2 separate regions of the Homo sapiens genome follow, and region 2 is linked to region 1. The links are chromatin loops, found by intact Hi-C in ENCODE. Cell type or tissue: thyroid gland. All regions are shown on one strand.

What was found. Peaks named below come from ENCODE experiments on the same cell type or tissue, not always from the same donor. Only the 100,000 strongest peaks of a DNase experiment are listed, where the experiment ranks them.
Region 2: it touches region 1 in a loop (3.0-fold over the local background); 3 of 110 quality-filtered maps call a loop at or near these places.

Annotation. Positions count from the first base shown.
Region 1 is chr17:48,990,934-48,998,933 of GRCh38, reverse strand. IGF2BP1 (insulin like growth factor 2 mRNA binding protein 1) reads right to left here and starts at 1,549. Exons shown (of 15, transcript NM_006546.4): 1 at 1,014-1,549. The coding sequence starts at 1,188. RefSeq lists a silencer at 1,390-1,459. In thyroid gland, no CTCF peak of the experiment used is centred here; no DNase peak of the experiment used is centred here; H3K27me3 peaks cover 5,921 bases.
Region 2 is chr17:48,589,164-48,597,163 of GRCh38, reverse strand. It overlaps HOXB3 (homeobox B3), which reads left to right and starts at 6,923. Exons shown (of 5, transcript NM_001384749.1): 1 at 6,923-7,039. HOXB5 (homeobox B5) reads left to right here and starts at 3,385. Exons shown (of 2, transcript NM_002147.4): 1 at 3,385-4,043; 2 at 4,708-5,907. The coding sequence starts at 3,482. The coding sequence ends at 4,955. It overlaps HOXB6 (homeobox B6), which reads left to right. Exons shown (of 4, transcript NM_018952.5): 4 at 492-1,413. The coding sequence ends at 751. It overlaps HOXB-AS3 (HOXB cluster antisense RNA 3), which reads right to left and starts at 6,744. Exons shown (of 3, transcript NR_033201.2): 1 at 6,575-6,744. RefSeq lists enhancers at 501-670, 728-1,399, 2,442-2,947, 3,177-3,246, 2,948-3,455 and a silencer at 3,712-3,761. In thyroid gland, a CTCF peak has its summit at 3,119 (motif pointing right); no DNase peak of the experiment used is centred here; H3K4me3 peaks cover 275 bases; H3K27me3 peaks cover 4,913 bases.

The sequences.
Region 1 (8,000 bases):
GAGTCTGTAAATTCGTTATTATTCATTTTTTAATTTTTGCTTTATTAAATCACTGAGGCTTGTTGAGTGGATCGCTCTGGAATCCCGATTTGGGAAAGGTGCGAGGCCATTTGTGTGGGTGCGCTGCCTACACAGCTCCCAGATGTGGGAAGGAGCCAGGAAAGAAAGGGCTCCCCGTTCCTCAGAAAGTGGGGCGCGGGGCGGGAGGCAGTGTGCAGAATGAAACTTTATTTTTCTCTGTTGGCCAGGAAGACGGGCTTTGGGCCACGGAGCGGTCACCTGTCGGGGCTGGTTTGGGAAGGGGTGGACCTGGGGGAGCGGAGCGGGGCCTGGCGGGGAGGGTCCCTCACTGCCACCGCGCGCGCCTCTCGGCCCAGCCTCGGCGTCTCGGGAAGCAGCATGGCGACCCGGCGCCGCCGCCGCCGCGCCACCCCGCTCACGCCCCACTTTCAAATCAAAATGGCTCAAGCCCCAGGCCCTGGGCGGGAGGCAAGACCCCCTTCCTTGCAAGTCCTGCTGGAGGGCTGCATTCCCCACGCGAAGCGGACAGATCGCAGGCGGTCCGGGTACCCCTTCCACGCCTGGAAAGGCCTAAGACTGAGGAACGGGAGCCGGGGTTTTCCAGCTGGGGGGGCGTCCACCGGCGGATAGGGAGGGGCTGGGCGTGGAAATAACGCCCAGCCAGGGGTCATCCCCGTGTCCCTAAATTCAACCCCCCACTACTGCCAGTGGGGGCTCCCGCCCCGTCGGTGGGGAGGAAGGATGGGGGAAGCCAGAGCTCCTTATCTCAGGCTGGGAGAAAGGGATGAGGAAATCCCGAATGTTTCTGCGCGGGGGTGGGAGGCGCAGAGCGAGGGAGGGGGCATCGAAGGGGGTAGGTCGAGGGTGGGTACGGAGGCCAAACCCCGCAGGCCCGGGAAGAGAGGAGTTGGCGGGAGAGGAACCGGAAGGTGCGGGTCTCCGTTGTTCGGGGCTCTCGTTGTGGCTTTTCCGGGAGGTGGCTGTGTTCTTACCGGAGAAAGTTTCGATGGCCTTCATCGCCCAGTGCTCGTCCGGGCAGTCCACGAAGGCGTAGCCGGATTTGACCAAGAACTGGCCGCTGTAGGAGATCTTGTGCTCCGCAAACACTTTCTCCAAGTCCGCGGGGGTCACGCTCTCGTTGAGGTTGCCGATGTAAAGCTTGTTCATGGTGGCGGTCTCGGGGCAGGACGCGGTCCCGGGCAAGGCCGAACGAGCGGGCGCGGGCGGCGAGCCTCCTAGGCCAAGAGGCGGAGAGGCCGGCGGCAGGAGCCGCAAACTTTCTTTGCACCCCACCCCAGAAGTTGTCCCGAGCCCAGGGCGGGGAAGGCGGCCTGAGGGCGCGCAGAGGTCGCGGGAGAGTTCGGGGAGAGCCCAGGAGAAGTGCCCGCGGCGCGCAGGGAGACGGACGACACGGCGCAGCTTCTTCCCTTCGGTCCGAAACCCCTCCGAGAGGGCTGGTGTGTCACGTTTCTCCGCGGCCGCCCTGGCGCCGCCTCTAAATAAAATCGACTTGAAAAAAAATGGAGCGGAAAAAAAAAAAAAAAAAAAAAGGAGAAGCCACGTGGTGACAGCCCCCACCCACCCTGCAGGGAAAGACCCCCGACGCCACAGGGCCCCTCGGCCCTCCGGCCAAACCCGATAATCTCCCGCCTGAGGGTGGGGAACTCAACTCACCCCCGGGGTAAACTGGGGCGGTGCGGCAGCGTCCCTGAAGCTCTACAGGCCCCTTCCCCCTTTGCAAGAACCTGGCCCCTAGGGAAGCGCCCCGCCCCCACCCATCCCCCTACCCCAGCCCAAACTGGGGGAGGATGGTCCAGCCCAGATCTCACATGTCTTAAAGGGTAAAATGTACGGTTATTTTTCATTCGTTTTGGGGGGCGGGGTTGCTCACCCCTCCCCGGTTAACTGCTAGCGACTGACAGGCGGGGGACGGCCGAGACAGACAAAGAGAAGCCGAAGACTCTGGGGTCTTCAGGAGAGGGTCGCACGAGCTGGTGATTTAAAAAGAAAGGAACCTTTTCCCTAGATGTTTAAATGGGGGGGGTCTCCGCCTTCCCCACGCCAGCCCCACGAAACTCCCCCGCCTCCGGGGATGCAGGACCGGGGGACCCTGCGAGCGCGGGACTGGAAAGCTGGGAACGGGGTATCCCAGTGGAGAACGAGGAAGCCGCAGGAAATAATGTTTTGAGATCCCCACGGGAGAAAGGGTGGTTCGCACCCGGGGTCCGGCTGTTAAATGATAACGTTTCGGGGTCCTGAGGGGAACACGCGGAACTGGCCGGAGATGACTCCAGGAGACAGGAACGGTGGGAGACAAGGAAGAGGAGTGATAGCTAGGGCTAACCGGAGCGAACTGAAGGGGGAGGTCTTAGGGAGGGAGTGACCGGGTGGAGATTTGAATGGTCCCCTTTTCCCTCCCAGAGTCGGGGACAGACAGGTGGAGTTTCCAGAGCCTGCACCACCCGGGACACTGCTGGCAGCTCTCTAGGCCCTAGGTTCGGGTCTCGGAACTTTGTTTGGGGTGCAGGATTCCGATCCTGGCGGGAAGGCGGGAGAGGGACGGAGGGCGGGGGGCTAAGCGGGAAGCCCCGCCCACGTCCCCAGGTCAGACCCGCGGGGGGAGGGGGTAATTTCCGCTCCGCGCACGGGGAAGCGAGGGGCGGGAGCTTAGGGGAGGGGGCGGCGGCCACTCCCCTCCTCCTCCCGCCGTTCCTGGGGAGGGGGAAGCGGATCCGCCTGGGTCCCTTCCCTCGGCTTTGACCAACTCATTCCGGATCCTCCGGCTCCCGGAGCCCGAGGGAAGGACCCGACTGGGCAAGGGGCGACACGTGGGCGGTCGCACCCCGTCTGGGCGGTGGGGGAGGGGGCTGCTCGCCGCGCGTTTCGGAGTCCCGGATACGCGGCGGAGAGCGGGACGCGCGGTCCACGGGCAAGCCCCGGCTCCACGGCGGAGCGGCGAGCGAGGCCAACGAGTTTCTAGCGGCGGAGGCTGGGATGGCGCCAGGGGTGGCCGAGAGCGCGGCCCGGAGACCCTGGAACCCCCTCGCCCAGGGAACGGGGAAAAAGGAGGGGTCGACCCCCAGAAATTCTGGAATCCCCTTGAACAGGGCGAAAACTGGGGTGTTACTCCGGACTCTGTGGGAGGGAGGATAATTCTAGCGGGGGCACGCGTGCTGGGAGGGCAGGTGAGGAAGGGGGTCACTCCCCTTCCCCAGTCCCCGACCCCATTGTCTCAGTCGCCTGCGGCCCGGGCCGACTCCGCAACACGTGTTGACTACACCGATATGAATGCCTTGAATTTTTTTTATTGTTATTATTTTTCGTTTGCAGAGTCTGAGCTGACTCCGACTTTGGCTCACCGCTCTGCGGCCGGACGATTGTATGCCATTCAAAAAGTCGGGAGTTGAAAGACAGCACGCAGCACCTTTGTCCCCCTCCCCGTTTTCCCGGCGCGCTGAAAAGAAATGGGGCTGGGACTTAGGGGCGGGGGAGGGCTTCCAACTCGGTTTCTCTATATCCTCCACCACCTTAGAGCCCACCCTCCCCAATGAGCGTTTTGTTCTACCCAGCCACGTGTTTGTCGGATTTTTGTTTTTGTGATTTTTTTTTCCCATGGAACAACAAGAATTAAAGTACTAGGAGCTATTTGTTGTTGAGTAGAAAGAGAATATTTTCTGTCCAAGAAGGTGGGAGACATCTGTGTCTCACCCCCACACACACACCTCCGACCCTCCCCCCTTATCTGACTCTTAATACTTAGCTGTTGGTCACAAGCATTATTTTTAAACAAACCAATGAGTAGGAAACAGGCATGCCACATAGTAGGCACTCAATAAACATTTTTTTAAATGAAAAACAAGCTAATACAAACAGCACAGCAAAGAGAATTGATGAAAATTAGAGTCCAGGGGGGAAAAAATTATCTTGGCCAGAACGTGTGGCTCTGTTGCCCGGGAACTTTTCTTGGTGATGTGTGTAGACTTTTGAAAGGGCTAAAAGATGGTCTCAAAAAGGCTGTTGTATTTCTTGGCCTTTTCCTAAAGAGGAGCCCCAATCTCCTTAAATCTTTTCTGTTATATTGGGGAACAAGGAGGAGGGCAACTAGGCAGATCATCCCAGTTCCCAGAAACTTTAAGTGCTGTTTCTTTCATTTAATTTGAATCTTTAGGTGCTAATAAAAGCACTTCTCAGATTGTCTCCCTGGGGGACATATCCACTACTCTGCCTCTGTATGCCTAAAACAAAAGCAAGTTACACCCCATAAAAATCTCCATCCAGACCTCTAAACTCCTATAAAATGCAGTCCACTTTTTACTATCCTAGAGTCAATGGGAAACAACATTTTTAAAAATAATCAGTGAATTCAGTTCACTTTCAGGTTGATTTTTTTCCATGTAAAAATATACTAACTAAATGTTAGCTGAAATCAGTTTTAATGTATTTAAGATAACGTTAGAAGAGAATATATAAATTTCACTTGAACAATCTGCTATTTTTAAATCCTTTTAAATATTTAATTAAAAATTACCAATAATTGCTAAATTGAAACTGATTAGTTCTTTTTAAAAAATCAGCTGTTTTACTGAATTCTAATCCTCTCCACCCCCCAAAAAAAGGCTTATGTGTGTATAGTCAGAAGCTGCAAAGGCTGCAAGAATACAAGAGAGGAGACAACAGGGGTGAGATACAGATCTTTTTAGCCCCCAAATCAGTTTTGCCTTAGTGACCTGGCTATTTTAGGCTGGGGTTGGGGGAACTAAATCACATTGATTGGTGTTTCATCTCTCCCTTTTGAATGAGCCCAGCACTCACATTAAGGGTTATTTCTTATCTAGACTGACATTCCTAGGTTAGGGATAAAAATGGGCAGACTTGAGGTACCATAACTTTTCATCTTTCTTTTCTTTGTTTTTGTTAACATTAAAGATTACTATCAAATATTGTATTTATTTTCAATTTTTTTTCTACATTGCTTCTTTGGGACAGATAAATCTTTAGTGCAGAGTTACACTTGTGTAAGAGTTAAAAATATAGCTACAGGATTAAATGGTTTTTTCTTTAATAATTATCCTTTATAATACATATCGTATATAATATATATTGTATATTCTACATAGTAATATTAATACTGTTATACCTCTTCCTCTTCTTGTTCTCCTCCTCTTCCTCCTCTTCTTTATTTTTTCCTGGAGAACAGTTTGGTCTAGTTATGGAATTTAATTATCTGAATTCAGAAACACTGACATTTGACTCCATTTTAAAGATAGGATAATAATCCATTTTCCTCCAATGTGAATATACAAATACATGCAGAGAGGAAAAAAAAAGTTTGAGAGAATAAACCAACTTTTTTAAAGATGAAAATAAAAGAATATTTTTCTTGGAGAAATAAGCCAAGTTAAAAAAAGGAAAGACAAAAAGGAAAGAAAAAAGTTTAAAAAAATGAAAAAAGAAAAAATAGAAAAATTAAAAATCAATAATTTCACTTGTCATAGAAAATTAATTTTACTTGTAAATGTTTATTTTTCAGCATTTGTCCATTTATAATGGTTTAAAATTTATCATTTTTATATCTTAATTTTTCACTTGCATTTGTACCATAAATATTTCCCCAGGCTGCCTCCAAGTTTTCATAACTATCATTTTAATTCAGTCCAGTTATATGTGTAAATTATTAATCATAATATTTAGATATACATTTCATCAAATTTTTTACTTTTGTAAACAGTGCTGAACAGATATTCTGGTGAATATAAATTTTTCCTTTTTGGGGTTAGCTCCTTTGCATAAATCCCCAGAATATATATTGCATTTTAAATCTAACACTTACTGACTCTTCTATTTTTAAAGTGTAGCATGTTTTACAAAAGAAAGAACAAAACAAATGGAAAGCAGCTAGGAGGGAAATACATTAAAATACAATTTATTTTCTAATGAATCCATCAATTTTGGAATAAAATTACGGTTGCTATAAAATACAGAAAAAGGAAAGCTCACATTTCCTGATATATTGCTGCTTTAACCTCAAAGTTTTTAGAGGAATTTGTTTTTTGTTTGGTTGGTTTTTATTTTATTTATTTACTTTTGTTGTTGCTTGCTTGTTTTTTTACTGTTACTACTTTAGGATGTTTTGTTTCTTCCTGCAACTTAAAGTCTTAGTGTGGTTCTTTTAAATGCCTATAAACTTTAAGAAAGTGTAAATTAGTTCCAGTTTAAAAGCACATGCAGCTTTTTCTCCTGTCAAATAAATAAGGATAAGTATGTGTTTAGGATATCTCATAAAATGTAAGCAAACTGTAAGCAGAAAAGGAAATTTTTCTCCTTCAAATTATCGTTCATTCAAAAGTGTTCAGTGTTTAAGACCTGAGAAAGAAATGTATTTATTCCAGAGATAGAAGAGGCTCAAGGGGAAAAAAGAACTTTAAGGACAATCGTTTGTTTTTCTGTGGGTCACACAGTGTGTTTGACAAAACCTCTCAATTTTTTGTTTTGGTTCAGGTTTACAATGTAGAAACTTTTAGGTAAGGAGGGGATCATTTATTTTATTAACTTTAAAAATAGATGTTTTCAAATTCATTTTGTTAGTAAACTACTCCACCCAACCTCTATTAATACATGTAGAAGAAATGGTCAATAACATGCTTCACATTACATTCTTATTACCTTTTGTAATTTTTTTTATTCCAAAGTCATTTGATCAAAAGATAATGTACGATCTTGTTTAGTTCCTACAGCACAAAACACAAAATAGATCACTGATTGATTTGGGGGGGGATTGTATAATTCAAGAAAAGACAAGGAAAAAATGTTATTTTTCAAAATAAATTGTAAAAAGCAACAAAAGAGAAGGAATCCATATATAAATATTAAGGTGGAAACAGTAATGAGACAATTTTGTACTTGAAATCAACATATCTTCTAAATATTTAAATTATTTTAATTCGAAATTAATCAGTTACATGTCAAACTTCATGAAGTTTCCATTTTAGCTACACAACATCTATACATTTTAAGACTAAAAGAATTTTTTAACTCAGCAAATTATTTTCGTTTGCTTTTCTAAAAATTTTACCCCTAATGATGAGATTAACTGACTACTCCTGTTTAGGATTTTTTTTCAGGAGCTGCCACAAATATTTCAGTTACTAGGGATAATGCTGCTATGTTGGGGTTTTTTGTTGTTTTAAATTTTAAAAATTAAGAAATATTATTTCACTAGTATTTCATCACCAAAAAATTAATTTAAAACAGTTCAATCTGTCTTCATGTACAAACCAGATTTACAAAGAAAAGAGACTCAGCCTAATAGTATGGCATTTTTGTTTTAAATGGTTGTTTGACTAAACTGAGACACAATTCTAAAAGTGACTCCTAATTTTCATGAGTTAACAATCTAGAGAGAATTTTGGTTCACCCAACTCTCCTATAAACACCTCCACCTTTTTTTTTTTAAAGAATTATTATCAACACAACTTAATTTCCACTCTTAAACACAATCTGAAAATATTTGGTGAGCATTTATATAATAAATTATTGAGTACATTCTTATAATTTTCTTTTCATTTCTAAAATGTGTTTATAAAGTGTATAGGGAAAGAATTCAGAGTTATTTCTAAATTGCTTTAAAATGAGGTTCCTGACCCATCTTTTTTCCTACCTTCCTCTTCCTCCCTGCCCCTCCCCCTGCCCCTGCCCCTCCCCTCTCTCTTCCTCCCCCTCTCCTTTTGTTCCTCCATTTTTCTTCCCGCTCCGGACACTGTCAGTTCCTTTCCTCCTCCCCCTTTACCTTTACCCTCTTTTCAATTTTTCTTTTTCTTTGTTGCTTCTCTTTACCCTTTTATTATTCTCCTGCTCCTCTGCCCCTCAACTGATTTGTTCCTTCTCTTAAATCAATATACCTAACCAAACTTTCTGTCCTTTTTCTTCTCCCTCTCCCACTATCACTAACTTGTTCTCATTCAAACTTACTTCTAGTGAAA
Region 2 (8,000 bases), 400 kb after region 1:
GAAACAGGCGCGGGGTCTCAGGTTGGATTATTTGTTGGCCTTAAGTCCCAACTGATGTCCATTAGCCGGACTCGAAAGTGAGGAGCCGTTAATGTGGACTATGGATCGATCTACGTCATTACGGATTAACGGCCTGGATTTATCATTGGGTTGGGGGGATGACGGGGGGTGGGAACAAGATGGATGGAAAGGGAGGGAAAGACAAGATGCAACTAGGAAGAGACACACCTGACCAGCCCCTCCCCCCAGGCTCAGGTGGGAGTTCAAACTGCTCCTCCCCTCCCCCATCTAGAGTCTAGACAGACGGCACAGGCCTAGGAGACTAGGAGGGAATCTGGAGGGGGCGCTGGAGGAGTGCGAAACGGGGGAAGGGAGCCGGCAGAATAGAGGGCATCCCGGTACTGGCTGGAGTCTGTGTTCGAGGGTCGACTAGGGGAGGGGGTCCTGGGCCCGGTGACCGCAGGCCTCAGCATCTCCACTCTGCGTAACAGGTTCCTCCTTTGGGCCCAGCGGCCGGCGAGGCCGCCAGACATACACACGTTACCAGACGCTGGAGCTGGAGAAGGAGTTTCACTACAATCGCTACCTGACGCGGCGGCGGCGCATCGAGATCGCGCACGCCCTGTGCCTGACGGAGAGGCAGATCAAGATATGGTTCCAGAACCGACGCATGAAGTGGAAAAAGGAGAGCAAACTGCTCAGCGCGTCTCAGCTCAGTGCCGAGGAGGAGGAAGAAAAACAGGCCGAGTGAAGGTGCTGGAAAGGGAGGGAGGACGCGAGGGGAAAGGCCTGTGGGGAGCCGAGGGCGTCAGAGAGACCCGGGAAGGAAGGCTCTCGGGTGGGGGAGCCAGGAGACCTGCTCTCCGGCGCAGACAGGCGGGGCCCAGCGCTCTCCTGGACGCCCCCGCCCGCACAGCTCCCGGCGGGTGCTCTGAGGCCTCACTACTCGAGCCCACCCAGCATCCCGCGCGCCCTTCCTTCCCGAGGAACTCGCCTCAGCCTGATCAGGCTTCCTGGTGAGAACTGAGGAGCGGACTCACTTGATGTTTCCTGGAAGCAGAGCAAAATGCTCTTGTCCCTGTCGCGTCTCATTTTGTCCATGTCCCCCGTGCACGGTTCAATGGTAGATTCGCTGTCCCCTCAGCGGGGGCCTTGAAGACTCCCTGATCCCAGACCTGTCGTCTCTCCCACCCCCTCCCCAAAGCCACTGGAAGGAGCACATACTACCTAGAAGTAAGAAGAGGAGCCTCAGAAGAAAACAAAGTTCTATTTTATTAATTTTCTATGTGTTGTGTTTGTAGTCTTGTCTTAGCTCTGGACGTGAAATACTTCGATGATGATGATGATGATGATGATGATAATAATAATAATAATAACAACAACAACAACAATAATAAAGATGTGAAAACTCGACGCTCGGTCACCTCCAATCCTCCCCTGCCATTTTTTCCTCTCTCCTCAACCCCCAGCCTCTCCATCTTTCCTGAGCCAGAATTCTTCAGCAAAGGCGAGAGCCCTGGCCCGCCGAAGCGAGCCCTGTTCGACTGGGAAGTTACAGCTGAGATAAAGGCTGGAGCGATCAGTCCTGCCCAGGCCCCAGCGCTGCGTTTCCCTGGTGCTGAGGCTCACAGCCGCTTCTCCCCGTGCAGACTTGGGGGATGGAGAGGTGCTGTGTCCCTCTCATTCTCTAGCCTTTCCTCGTGTATACACAGCACTAAGGGAGCCACTGAGGCCCCTAAAGCTCTCTGGCGGAGACGGAGCCATAGTCTGGGGGCCTCTGCAGCGCTTTTCTGTCCTCACCTTCGCAGCGACCCCTGGTCTTTGGCCCGTCCACATGGCCAGGTTTTTTCGCCAGCCTTGGCCCTCCGCTCCTGGCCTGTGGCTCTGGAGACTGAAAAATGGGGCCACTGGGTATCTCTCACCCTGCAGCTGAAGGCTCCAGGTGCCCCTTCCCACCTCAAGTAGCAGATCAGCCTCAAGTAGGAGATCAGCCTCAAGTAGGGGAATGTAAAGCCACCAGCCAGGCACAGGCCGAAGGCCACAACTTTCCCTTGCTCCTTGGAGACCCCAGGGCAGGAGGCCAGGTGATGGGGCTTTTAGTGTCATCCTCTCAACCCAGAATGGCTCATTCTCTCTCTGCTTGCACCGGCACCCAGAAGGCAAGCTGCGGTCACTGTTTTCCTTTATTCCTCCGCCCTCTCGCTTCCTTTCTTATTTTTAAAGAAAATAGTCCCCTCCTAATAGGAGACCAGCTGCGGCGGTCTCTGGCCGCCCAGCGTGCTCAGCAAAGCATGCGGGTCCTTGGAACCCCTTTTCCGGGAAGGCGGCTGCCACCAGGCAAATTCTCAAACTGCCTAGCTGCGAGTGAGGGACCTGTAGTGGGGCCTCCGAATGCAATAGCCGAGGAGGAGGGGAAGGGATCCCGCTTTACAAACTCTCAGACACATGTTACTACTCAAACTAAGCAGCAGACGCGGTGGCCGCTGCAGTCTTTTCGGCAACTAGGCCGCTTAGCCCCAGCTGTGCTCGGTTTCTGGGGTCCCTGTCCTGCTCTGTCACTCCCCACGCCTGGGCTAAGGACCACCAAGGAGGTCCGGAAGGGGATTTCGAACTTCCAAGTGGCCCAGGAGAAGTGAACGCTTCTCCTTCTTTTTCAAGCCTCCCGCCCAGCCCTGCCGGCTCGGCCTGGGCGCTGTGGACCGGTAACAGCAGTTCCACCAGGATGCAGGCCGGACTAAGCTCCTGGGGAAAACCCGTTGCAATAATTGTTTTTCACACACAACTTCCAACCCTTCCCCCATTTCCGCCTCCAATTCGGAGACTTGCAAAGCCCAAGAAAGGGAAAAGCAACTCTATCTTTGATCTTCTCATCCAAAGTTAAAATAATAACGACAATGATGATGTAGGGAGAAAGAACCAAATAGAGAGGCTAACCCCACCCACAAGAAAGTGGGTAAAAAGCCCAACCCCTGCTCTAAAAGGCTCAACCCTGTGGCTGAGCCTTGGCCGGGTTTCTTTCTCTCCCGGCGACTGCAGGGAGCCTGCAGGGAGCCAGCAGGGAGGCAGCCGCCCGCCGCCATGGCGGTCTCACGCCCGCGCTCCCGTCGGTCGCCGGGAGGTGGCGCGCTCTGCTCAGAGGCCAAAGCCAACCTTCTCTCTGTTTCTCCCCCTTCTCCTTTTTTCCCCCTCTCTCGGAGGCTCGCATTGAATCGGCCCTAACGATTCTCGGATCGTCATTATTTGTAACCATAGAGCATGAATTACCTCTTGAGGTCATCAGCGAGAATTTACGACTGGTCAACAAAAGCACGTGATTCCCTAACGCCCCCCACCCCCCTTCCAACCCCCCCCCCATATTTGGCCGCATACATAGCAAAACGAAGTACAGTGCATCGCTATAATTCATTAATACATCATAAATCGTGAAGCACAGGGTTATAACGACCACGATCCACAAATCAAGCCCTCCAAAATCACCCAAATGAGCTCGTACTTTGTAAACTCCTTCTCGGGGCGTTATCCAAATGGCCCGGACTATCAGTTGCTAAATTATGGCAGTGGCAGCTCTCTGAGCGGCTCTTACAGGGATCCCGCTGCCATGCACACCGGCTCTTACGGCTACAATTACAATGGGATGGACCTCAGCGTCAACCGCTCCTCGGCCTCCTCCAGCCACTTTGGGGCGGTGGGCGAGAGCTCGCGCGCCTTCCCCGCGCCCGCCCAGGAGCCCCGCTTCAGGCAAGCGGCTTCGAGCTGCTCCCTGTCCTCGCCCGAGTCCCTGCCCTGCACCAACGGCGACAGCCACGGCGCCAAGCCCTCTGCTTCGTCCCCCTCCGACCAGGCGACCTCAGCCAGCTCCAGCGCCAATTTCACCGAAATAGACGAGGCCAGCGCGTCCTCGGAGCCTGAGGAAGCGGCAAGCCAGCTAAGCAGCCCCAGCCTAGCTCGGGCGCAGCCAGAGCCCATGGCCACCTCCACAGCCGCGCCCGAGGGGCAGACTCCGCAAATATTCCCCTGGATGAGGAAGCTTCACATCAGCCATGGTAATTCTCTCTCTCTTTTTTGTCTTCTCGGCTTTCCTTCTCTGCGTTTTGGGGTGGGATCGGGGGGACAAGGAGAGCTTGGCTTTACCCTAAATATAGATTCATTTTTCTAAGGGGGAGAAGTATCTAAGAGGGGCCTCATAGCTTCGTAGACAGAGCCAAAAAGGGTCTCTCTGTTAAGAGGGGGGTATTTTTAATAATTTGTTTCCAGCTTCGGCTTAGGTTTTTATTAGCGCAGCTGAACCAGCTTTAGGATAAAGGATGGGGTTCATATAATGTGGGGAAGGGTCCTGCTTACCCCTGAAATTTTGAGACTGTCGCTAGCAAAGAAGGGGTGAACAGTAAAAGGAGCTTTCCGGGGCAAAAGTGCAACCGCTCTCCTCCCTCCCGGGGCGAGCGGCCGCCTGAGCCCAGCCAAGGGTGAGGCACTAGGAGCGAGCAAGAGACAAAGCCGGGCGCACTGGCTGCCTGCAGAAGTGGGGGATGCAGTAGAAAGGGGTGCAGAAATCGAGCTTGAATGTGGGCATCTGGAGTAGAGAGGATTGGAGCTGTGGTGAGCTGGGTGCCGGGACGCCTGGGTCCTGCTCCCCCGCCCCCTCCCACCCAGTGCCCCCTCCCTTAACCGGAATAATGTTGCCTTGCGGCTTTCCTCTATCTGCTCCAGATATGACCGGGCCGGACGGGAAAAGGGCCCGGACCGCGTATACCCGCTACCAGACCCTGGAGCTGGAAAAGGAGTTCCACTTCAACCGCTACCTGACCCGGCGACGGCGCATCGAGATCGCCCACGCACTCTGCCTGTCCGAGCGCCAGATCAAGATCTGGTTCCAGAACCGGCGCATGAAGTGGAAGAAGGACAACAAATTGAAAAGTATGAGCCTGGCTACAGCTGGCAGCGCCTTCCAGCCCTGAGCCCGCCCAGAGGAGCCCAGCGGCCCAAGAGCCCGTGCCACCCCCAGCCCTGGCCCCTCCAATCCTCCCCGCTCTGCCGCCGCCCGCTGGGGACCGGTTCCCACAAGCCTGCCTCGCCTTGTGTTACGATATTTCGTTTGGTCTTAGGTCTTCCTGTGGCTCCCTCTCTCCTGGACTGGTTATCTTGTTATTATTGTTAATAATAATTATTATTATTATTTTCCTTCCATGCTCCCAACTCCCTTCTGCTTGTCCCAAATCCGCCAGTGTTTCTGAATGTTTGTGTCTGTGGTTGCAGTCTTTCCCCCAGGAAAAAAAAAAAAAGAAATTCGCATGTTTAATGTGAACTCTCCCCTCCCCATCTGTGTTCTAACTTATTTATAAAAAGATGATCGCTGTATTTTGAGTTTCAGCTGGAAACTTCTGTAAGGGGCAGCAGTTGAGGTGGGGTAGTGCCGCAGTGGGGTCAAGCTGAGCTGGCTTCGGAGATGGAGTCCCTTTTCATTCTCCTCCTCCTCCCTCCTCACTCCCTAGGCCCAAGTCTCCTAGGGGCTTGGTCCTAGGGTGGGAAGGGGCTAGGGAGGACCAAAGGGATGGTATTGAGAAGAGAGAAAGAAGATAGTGAGATTTAAGTTCCTGCTGCCTGGGTAGGCCCCACAAGGCCTGGTCTGGGAGTATACGGAAACAAAAATGATCCTCAGTGCAAAATGTCTTGTGTATTTCTCTGTGAATCCATGGGTCTGGCTAGAGGGCCCAAAGCTTGTAAATATGGGGATAGTCTGGGTCAGACCCATCTCTCCCTTACCCATCTTGCTTCCAAGACCATTTGTAGTGAGCGAGTGGATGCTGTGCTACGTGTGAAATCTGTCTTTGCGGGGCCTGTCTCAGTGATTCGCTTTTGGTATTTGTTTGTAGCTTTCCTGGAAGTCAAATAAATGTTTCCCCCACTCCATTGCCCTTCCACTTGTCTTTTCTCCGAGGGGTCTGCCTCTCCCATCCCGGGCACACCCTGCACCATTCTCAATAGATCTGGGGTGCAGGGAAGAAAAAGTAGGCTGCTCCCCAACAACTCTTCTCAGCCATGTAAGTCACTGGCTTGGTCAACAGTGCTTGGGCCAGGGAACAGACCTTCATGCCTGGGGGACTCCAAGGCCCAGAAACCCCATGTGGGGCTGGGGCAGAGGAAAGGCTGAGCTAGACTTCATCCTGGTCTTCCACTAGCTGGCCAAGGAAGCCTCTGGAAAACTCTTCTGGGAAAGTAATTTGGGCCTAAGTCCTCAGCAGGAGGCTCCTGGCCTTTTGGGAGTGGTAGAGGCCTGCCCAGCCCCCTGTCTCCTACTCCAAGTCCCAATTCAGCTCTGCCACCAACTAAAGCAAAAAAAAAAAAAAAAAAAATTCAGCTGGATTTCAAAGGATTTCTCTCACCCTCAGCCTTCCCTACCCTTATCAAGGGCTCCTTCTCTCCAAGGGCCCAACTGATCTTCCCTCTTGATTAGGAGTTAGGGTCCTTTCAGAAAGACCCCTGGTTCCCTTTCAGCCTGGCCCAGGGCTAGGGCCCAGTCTACCTCCATCCAAGTCAGCCTCCACCCTGAGCACAAGAGTCAAGTCTGGACACTTACCCGGTCAATCCCTTCCAGCTTGGCCCAACTTCTTACTGGACTTGGAGGGAGGGGGAGCTGGTGAGGAGGAAGCCGAGGGTCGTGGAGGCTCTACTTGGCCCTCCTTTCCCTTCACCCCTTGACTTTGTCTCCCTTTGTCGATAGCAAACTATCCCAAAAGTCGCTATGACATTTAGATGTCAAATGGATAGGGGTTTTATCTCGAAGTTAGATCGTAAAAATCGCCGAGAAGTCAGACAGATACCCCTCACTGGCTCGAGAAAGTCACGTGAGGTCCATAAAGTTAGTTTTATGGTTTTGGGGAGTTGACACCGCGCAGTATATTTCACATTCTCCAGAATGTTAAGTGACACTTTAACTGCTCGCTGTGGTGGGGAAGGGGGCAGAGGTAGGTGAGCACTCTCCCAGCCTGGAGCAGCCGGACCAGCCCAGAAGGCAGCGGCGGCCCAGGCCAGCATTCCCGCAGTAAGTCGCTTTCAGCTTTCGCTTTTACCCCTTGCAATTCTGGGGCCTGGGACTGGGGGAAGAAAACTTGTTTCCACCTGGGGCTGTGGGGTGATGTAGGGGAAATTTAGCCTGTTTTATGCACCCAGTTCTAAGGGACTGGGTGCCTGAAATGAGTGCTCTCAGTTTCTTAAGGCCTCATCGGTCGGGGGTGCCTGATTTTTACCAACAGGAGTGTCTGACTTTGTGGGGAAAAGGGTTTGTGTGGGGGATCCATGCTCCCTCAGTGCCAGCGGAAATTTAGGGACCAGGAAGGAGGGGTGTATATTGCTGAAAGAAGGGGCCATTGGTGGGGGCCACTTCACTGCTGGATATCTTCAGACAACTATCCCCCCATCCTCCGGAAAGAAACTTTATGACATTCATTTGTCGGAGGTGTGTGGGGGTGCACCGCTGGGCACTTTTATCTGGATACATCTGAGCTGAGAAAAAGCACCGGGTAGGCGGCTGCTGTGGGCTACCTTGCCCTGGGGTGATCTCTGGCTTTCCGATCTTTGAAGCCCATAAAAAGAGGTCCCTCCGGTTATCTTTGGCTTCATCAGGCTTCTCTGGGATGGGGAGCACAGCGCTGCTTTTGCCTCCACCTTCAGCCTGTTGGTCTCAAGCTAATCTTTCTCCTTGGCTCGAAGTAGGATCCTGAAGTCAGACTAGGGAGCAGACAGAGAGGGCAATTCCCCCAATTCAAAACCTAATTCCTGAACCAGGAGTGGGGGAAGGGAAGAGCTTCTTCTCTTGCCTAGAGGTGTTAGGTGTTTAAGTAGAACTCTGGCAAGCCCTCCTCAAATAAAATCAGCTCAAGAATACAAATCCCTCAACTGTCGGGAGGAAATAGATTCAGGAGCTGGAAGAGAAAATAGGAAAGGTGCTCTTTTTTCCTCTCTTTTTCCCTCTTCTTTTCTGGGCACACCCTCAAAGTCCCCTT